2 separate regions of the Homo sapiens genome follow, and region 2 is linked to region 1. Evidence: chromatin loops called from intact Hi-C (ENCODE). Cell type or tissue: Calu3. All regions are shown on one strand.

The links. Peaks named below come from ENCODE experiments on the same cell type or tissue, not always from the same donor. Only the 100,000 strongest peaks of a DNase experiment are listed, where the experiment ranks them.
Region 2: a loop joins it to region 1, with 2.8 times the contacts of the local background. A loop is called at or near these places in 4 of 110 quality-filtered maps.

The regions. Positions count from the first base shown.
Region 1 is chr4:20,246,417-20,250,416 of GRCh38, reverse strand. No RefSeq gene overlaps it. Among named protein-coding and RNA genes, the nearest start is that of SLIT2, 3.5 kb to the left of the region's middle. In Calu3, no CTCF peak of the experiment used is centred here; a DNase peak (open chromatin) is centred at 2,136.
Region 2 is chr4:19,774,673-19,778,672 of GRCh38, reverse strand. All of the region lies in intron 2 of LOC105374511 (a long non-coding RNA gene), which reads right to left. Among named protein-coding and RNA genes, the nearest start is that of LINC02438, 320 kb to the right of the region's middle. RefSeq lists enhancers at 2,367-2,536, 1,873-3,072. In Calu3, no CTCF peak of the experiment used is centred here; a DNase peak (open chromatin) is centred at 2,442.

The sequences.
Region 1 (4,000 bases):
TTAACTCATTTGTCCTTCTAGATTTTAGCTTAAAGGTCTGTTATGTAACTTCCTTGAGGAGGAGAAAAAAGAAGCCCTTGTCACATTTTCTTGTAAGGAAAATGAGATAAAGAACAAGTACCTGTCATTGAGGAAGGAGCTCCCCCAACCCTCAGTGAATTTTCCTTAGTGTGTACCAGTAAATTATGTGGTTAAATATGGTTGCTGATACATTAATTTATTTAATTTCACAACTTTAATATCTTGTCAGCAACAAGAGGTGTTTGTGTTCAACTTTGTGCACCACATAGAATTGTTGTTCCATATTTTAATTCCAAGAACATATCCTGCATTCCAAATATTTATAAATAATATTATTGATATTGTTGCATAAGTGAAATTCACAGACATAAGTTCAAGTTTCATTCTATCTCTGATCACTTTCTGTTTTGTGTAAAACCAAGGAGAAACTAACATACATAGCAACATGCCTACAGAAACATCTTTTTAAAATTTGAAGCCAATTTAAATAAGAAGCTATGTTCAGTGGATTTCATTCAGAAAAAAGAAAGACTGTAATTAATTCTTGAGAGGCATATCTTACTATTTTTTGCGTTATTAACTTTTTAGTTGATAAGGGGAATTTTATACATACATAAACAACCAGGTCTCCTGTCCTTTAACATATTACTGTATTATTCCATTAGTATTACTGCAGGATGTTTGTTGAAGGCCTTGCAGGCTTCAGAAACATTAACTTCTAGGTCTTAATTCTTTATGGATTATTTTGCTCCCATATGAATTTCTGAGTTTCTCTTTCACTGTTAAACCCAGCCTGAAGAAAGCCTTCTGTGGTGCCTCTTGTCACCACATGAGGTCTCCATAAATCCTGACCTGGATTAAGCAGAAGTGGAATCCACTATAGCCAATATCCGAGTCTCCTATTATCTTGCAAAAAAAAAAAAAAAATCCAGTTCGTACAATAATTTGGAAACAATGTAGACAATCACCTATGCAGCAAAGAAATAAAAAGCATCAGAATAATGTGTAGGTTATTAAATGTCTAATAAACTTTGCATTTTTTTGAAATAAAAAGGTTGTGAAGTTGGGTTATATGGGAAAAGGGAGGAAGAAAAGAGAATTTACGAAAAAGAGATAAAGAAGAGTAAAAATTATTGTTCTCTGTCTTTTTAAACAGAGGTAGGTAACAGTAATTGCATTGATCAAATTCATGAAACTTAATTCCTTGAATTTAACTGCCTTCATGTTACTATTTTCCATTGTTGCAATGTGTTCATTTTAATTATTTGATATTTCTTTCATTTAAATTATCTGATATTTCTCACAATATCTTTGTATTGGAAACGTAGACATGGAACCCTAATATAATGGAAATTAAGATTTAACCAAAATTTGTTTCAAGCCTACTAAATTCCAAGCTATTTGACAGAGTTACATCCACAGTGATGGTTGCTATTTCACTCCTTACAGTAGAGGATGTTGGTCTTCATGCAAGTCGCAGCTTATTAAATGGCAGAGCTAGAACCAGAACCTAAGTTCTCTGACCTCAATTCTCAATTGATTCTTCTTCACCCAACTGTTTATCTGTAGATCCACTGGAACTCGTGGGGATCAAGGAATCTATAGATCCTCAGGAATGATCACCCTCATACAGGAGATGGTCATGTCTCTGCACACACTCCTTAAGGGCATCTACAGGGAGCAGTAAAGAGCTAGAGTCCTCAGCACCAGCACTTCAAGGATACTGAAACCTGACCTGCTTCTGGACATAGCTTTGACTTTGAGATGATTCTCTAGGTGAGTGGTTCTCAGCATGTGGTCCCTGGACCAACAGCATCGTAATCGCCAGGACTGTAGTTGGAGATACAACTTCTCAGGCCCTAACTCAAACCCACAAAATCAGAAAATCTGGGAACAGAAGCCAGAAGGCTGTGTTCTCACAAGCCCTCCAAGAGATTTTGATGTTCACTAAAATTTGAGATCCATTACTCAAGAGCTGCTCTGTGTTTGTATCTGTGACACATTGGTACGGAGAATGAAGCAGCAAAGAATAATAGATAACAGCTGCTGAATTGTCTTCAGCTTCTCATTCCTGGGGGTTGACAATTGCACATTACTGATTACCTCTAGGGGGCACCAAAATATTTTGATGTACAGCTCCGCAGAGGCAATAAGACTTTAGTTTTATTTTCCAAGGAAATGGCCTTCAGAAGTGGAAAGGGCTTCCTAGTTATTACATCAGCAACCTGCCCGAATATGCCTCAACCCTTTAAAAAAATCTGTTATATTTATAGGGATTTTTTCCAGTTTAATACCACTTTTGTATGGATGCATTGATTCCTATTTCTCATGATTATTGTGAAAATTAAGATATTATTTTTCAATCTAACAGCACAGGGCCTGGCATAGAGCTAGGTGCTTATTAAATAAAGGGTATTTCATTATTACTTTTAATATCTGAAATTTTCTAAAATATTATATTTGTATTATGAGAATAGATAACATATTCCTTTAGTTATTACTATGATCCAATAACTTCTTGTATTGAGTCCTGGGAAGGGCTGGGCTGAGGGTGATACTTTACAAGAAGAACAAATCAACTTACAATAATCAAGCCCTGCTCAGACCTACAGTATCCCATGAACAAAAGAGTGGCGATAGATATAATTAGTTTTGTGCTATGTGTGTCACATAATATAAACTAATCTTTGAAGAGGTAAAGTTGGTTTCCCGCTGCCAGAATAACTGCTTGTTGATTATGCAGTGAAATTAAAGGGAGAAGTTCTAAACCTTGATCTGCTGATAAGTGGGAGTGCTTGGGTAGCTTTGGATATGCGGCTTAGCTCTCGCCTTAGTTTCCTCCTTTATACATTGTTGGGATTAGACCAGTTGAACCATAAATCCATCCTTCTGTTATTAGTAATAATATATTTATTAAGCAGTGTCTGTGTTCCAAACACTGGGCTGGTCACCTTATATATCTTAGCTTCTTTAATTTTCACAGCAATCCTCTGACTTGGATACTATTTTTATCCTTGATTTATAGTGAAGAAAATTGAGGTTTACAGGAATTCATTCAGTTCATGCAGCTAGCAAGCAGCAAAGTAGGCACTAGAATTCCAATTCAATCCCAAACTCTGTTTCACAAACATTGTAATACCCTACCTTTCAAATTCTATGATTTGAGTACACCAAGCAAAGACTTGTTCTATATAAAATGAAGACAAAGATGTATTGGGGGAGGAAAGAGTGCAGTGGTTTAAAGTGACATTTGAATATTAAATGTGTGAGATACTCCAGCAAGAACAAAAGAGAATATGCTGATAATAGAAAAATGATAGTGGGAAAAGTAAAGCAAAAGATAGTTAATACTCGATGCAGGTTAAAAATACATTAATATCAAAACACACAAACAAAAATACACGGTAAAAATTTTAATAGTTTTATGAGTTTCAAATTTTTAAATTGTCGATTTCCTTTAACCATTGAGGAGAAGGAAATACAGTTGTAAATGATTTTGAATGTCCTAATCTTTTGACTCTACGAAGTCTAATAATGTGCATCCTGGATTTTCACAGAAGAAAAGAAAAATCTTTCTGGGTTACTTGGAAGGAAAGGAAAGGAACCTCTCACACCTCCTGCAGGCTTCTTCTGCTAGATTGCAAAAGGTTGACCTTCGTCCTATAAGGTCATAGTATCAAGCTAAAATTACACAGAAAGGTACTCTAGTCTAATAGAAACTCAAAATAAATATTTTCAAATCCCAAAGCTAAATATTATATATTGTAGATAAAAATCAACTCTGATTAACAGAGGCAGTTCATAACCACTATTGGAAAAATATAGTTCAAAGTAAATGCCTCCCTGATGGCCAAAAAGCCATTTTCTCATACAAAGAGTCTCATTAGTATCTTAGTACAAGAAGTGGAAAACTTCTTCTGTCAAGAACCAGCTAGTAAGTAAGCACTTTAGGCTTCATAGGCCAATAGTCAAAAAAATC
Region 2 (4,000 bases), 470 kb after region 1:
ACTCCAACAAAAAACTCTTAGAAATGATGGATATTTTTGTTATTACATGGGAAAAACCTAATTGGGAATAATGGCAAAGCAAATAAAGTCAGAACTGGGAAATGAAGATAAACATATTCCTAATAATATAATTTGACCACATTTATTTAGCCATACCTGCACCTTGACTATCCATGAACTCTCAAGTTATATGAGCCAATAAAACTTTCTCTTTCTTTTGTCTAATTTCAGTTGCAATAAAGGTATGATATGTAAATAATACAACTATCTTGTAACCTTGTTCTCTCAGCCCAGAGCAATGACTTATCCTCATGCTAGCCAGCTACGCATGTCATGAATTTGTGTGACACTCTGTTCTCAAATTGAAGTAATAGTTAACATCTAAAACAATGAGATCTATAGATTATTCAGTTTCTTCCTCTCTTAGAAATGCAAGCTAGGAACATGGAAGGATTTCACAGCTGATTGGAAGAAAGAAAAGAAAAAAGACAGTGGGTTTATAATTAGCTCTTATCTGGGTATTTTTGTGCCATATCACAGAGCCTGTGTGCTAACATTCCAGAGCTGCTGAGAATCTCAACGACTCTCCACTTTCAATCTCCATGAATGAGGACTGGACTTCCTTTAAAAATATATTGTTGAGTTTTTGCTCTTTTCTTTTCTTTTTTCTTTTTTTTTTTTTCAGAGTCTTGCTCTGTCGCCAGTCTGGAGTTCAGTGGCGTGATCTCGGCTCACTGCAACCTCCACCTCCCAGGTTCAAGCAATTCTCCTGTCTCAGCCTCCTGAATAGCTGGGACTACAGGTGTGCACCACCACACCCAGCTTATTTTTGTATTTTTAGTAGAGACAGGGTTTCACCATGTTGGCCAGGATGGTCTGGATCTCTTGACCTCTTGATCTGCCCGCCTCAGACTCCCAAAGTGCTGGGATTACAGGCGTGAGCCACCGCTCCCAGCCTCCTCTTTTATTTTCTTATGTGTGTTAATACAATGAAGTTCTGTTCAGTTGAACTGGTTTGTGTGGCTGTCTGATCATTTTATGAAAAAAATCATAGCTGAAAGATTTATTAATATAAAATCATGTTTATTTTATATTCTCTGAGAAAAGGTCTTTTAAAATAATATGATGTGGTGTCAAGTTTCCTTTTCTGTCTTTTTATTTCCTCCTCTAATTCTATCCAAGATCTCCTTGTATTGAAGTTGATACTTAAGTGAATATATATCTAGCTCAATACCATCTATATTTATACCGGTGCCTGTACTTATGCTGTTTTTTTCTATATACACATTGATATCTTCTTTTATATCATTAAAAAGTTGTTACCTCTGAGATCCAGTTCTGTCGCAGCAAGGGTTATGAATCCAAACTATTTGTCAATAAAACATAATCTGGCAACCAAAAAATAATTTACAATGACTCTTATGGACAATACTTTCCATATTTTTCTCAAATACCATACAGATATGTCATTCCACCTAACAATGCTTTTTTGAAAGCTCCCTTTCACTTTCATTTTCTTTCTGCACATTCCTCAGCTTTCTCTCACATCCATCTTCCAGAATATTCTCTTCAACATCTATCCTTCTCCAAACCAAAGCTTCTTCTGTTAGCCCTACCACTTTTCCTAATTAGTAAAACCTAAGGCCCAATGGGCTCATCTAGAGATAGAAGGACTTTCTCTGGAAGGCTGAACACAAGAAATGGAAGAGAAATGTGTGCTCCCAGGCAGAATTCTTTTTAACAGGAAAGGAAAATGTGAAGTCTGAGAATTCCTTGATTAATGTTTTTCTTGCCACATAAGTATCAATTTACCAGAAACTTTAGGAATATAAAGCAAAATTTAAAGTGTTTATTTTTAAATTGGGGTAATCTATATTTCTGATAACATATTTTCCACATTTTACAATAGGTATAGTTTTTTTAATATTTAAAAAATATAAAGTCATTGAACAAATTAATGAAAAGGCATAAACCTCCAAGCAAAGCAATACTGAAATCTTGAACATCCTTTGGATGTACGATGAGAAATGCAGCAACTTTCCTTTAGACTATTCCCCCTCCAGGTACACATCACTTACTGCTACTTCCCTTAGGATCCATTATTCTCCTAACCTAACCTGGATTTGCTATGTTTTGAAAATGGCACTGCATGAACTATAGCTTTTTCCTGATTCATTCTGTTCTTTGAAAAGGGTGAATGCAGAATCCACACACTCTGTTTCTCTCTGCATTAATGCTGTGCTTTGGTGTGACGCATTGAGTAGAGTCGTGGAGCATCTACCAGGTTGGTTATCCACCGCCTCAGCGGCAGGAGCCTCGTGCCCTCAGGAACTCTGTGGAGCCTTTATTTTTACTATGCCTTCATAAATTGGATAAAGTACTCTTTTGTGCCTTCTTCTTGGCGGAGAGCCTAACAAATGAAGGTTAAGCTTCACTGCTTCCAAAGAAAAGAAGAAAGATATTTCCTCAGTACTTGTGAAGGTCAGCGTGACTAGGTTCACATTAGTCACTATCAAGTAACAAGGAACTGTGAATAGATGCCCAGCTTCTGACTCACCCACCCGCTTATTCATTATGCACTTACAGACCACTTCAGCTCAGGTGCTGGGGATGGAAAGAGCAAGGCATCCTCACGTCCCAGGAGCGACTTTTAGAATAATGGGAAAGATAGGCATGAGGAGATGCAGCCCAAAATAACAATGCTTATGATGAAAATGAAAAAAGTAACACGTACTGATTTCTGTTTACCAAGTGCCGGGAACTGTTCCTAGCACTTTTCATATCTAATGTCACCTCTCAAGAACTAATGTGGCATCATTATTATTGTTATTATTTTCTTTTCTTTTTTCTTTTTTTGAGACGGAATCTCACTCTGTCGCCCAGGCTGGAGTGCAGTGGCGCGATCTCGTCTCACTGCAACCTCTGCCTCCCGGGTTCGAGTGATTCTCCTGCCTCCGCCTCCTGGGTAGCTGGGACTACAGGTGTGTGCCACCATGCCCAGCTAATTTTTTGTATTTTTAGTAGATACAGGGTTTCACCATGTTAGCCAGGATGGTCTTGATCTCCTGGCCTCATGATCTGCCTGCCTCGGCCTCCCAAAGTACTGGAATTACAGACATGAGCCACCGTGCCCAGCCTATTTTCTTCATTTGATAGAGAAAAAAATGAAATCCAAAGTGTCAATGACTCATTCAAGGTCACACAATAATAAGTAGTACAGCCAAACTTCAGACTCTACATTTCTAATTCCAGTATCAGTGATAAAAGCTCAAATAACAGCATGAGTCCAGTACTTCAGGATCCCAGAGAAGTAGGCCAACCACCTGGAAAAGGCGAAGAAGTTTTGACCAAAGATGTGAATGTTCTAGTGGGGCTTGTAAATAAACCATTTTTCACATAAAGATGTTGTAGTAGAAGTGGAATTGTGATGAGTAGGAAAAGGGATCCAAGCATTCATTTACTATCTACACCATAGACTGCATACTGCCAGCCTGTGAGATGAACCCTCTGAAAATATAGTTTGTTTGACCACCAACAACACCACAAAATGTTTTTGTTGTTTATTCTGAGGATTGCAGGACGGTTGGGAATTTGTTCCAGCCCCTCTGCTGGTCTGCTGTGTGGCTAAGTCCATGAGTTCTCTCTCTGGCCTTTATTTTCTCACCCAATTATTTACTTTAGAATCAACTTAAGATATAATGTGCATAAAATAAACTTCAGCAATTGAAAGTTAAAATTTGTTTAGAATTGACAGAGTGACTAAGAGACAGGACATTCCCATATTCTCCAGGGGGTTACTCCTGCCCTCCAACCCTGGCCCCTGGAAACCACTGAAATTCCTTTTTGTTCCTGCTTTGTATGATTCTATATACTTCTAGATGAAGTATTTCATATGTAGTTCTATAGTGATAGTTCTATAATTTTACGTAAATGGAATCATGTAGCATGCCATAATTTATGTCTAGTTTTAATCAGTCAGTATAATGTTTTTTAAGATTTA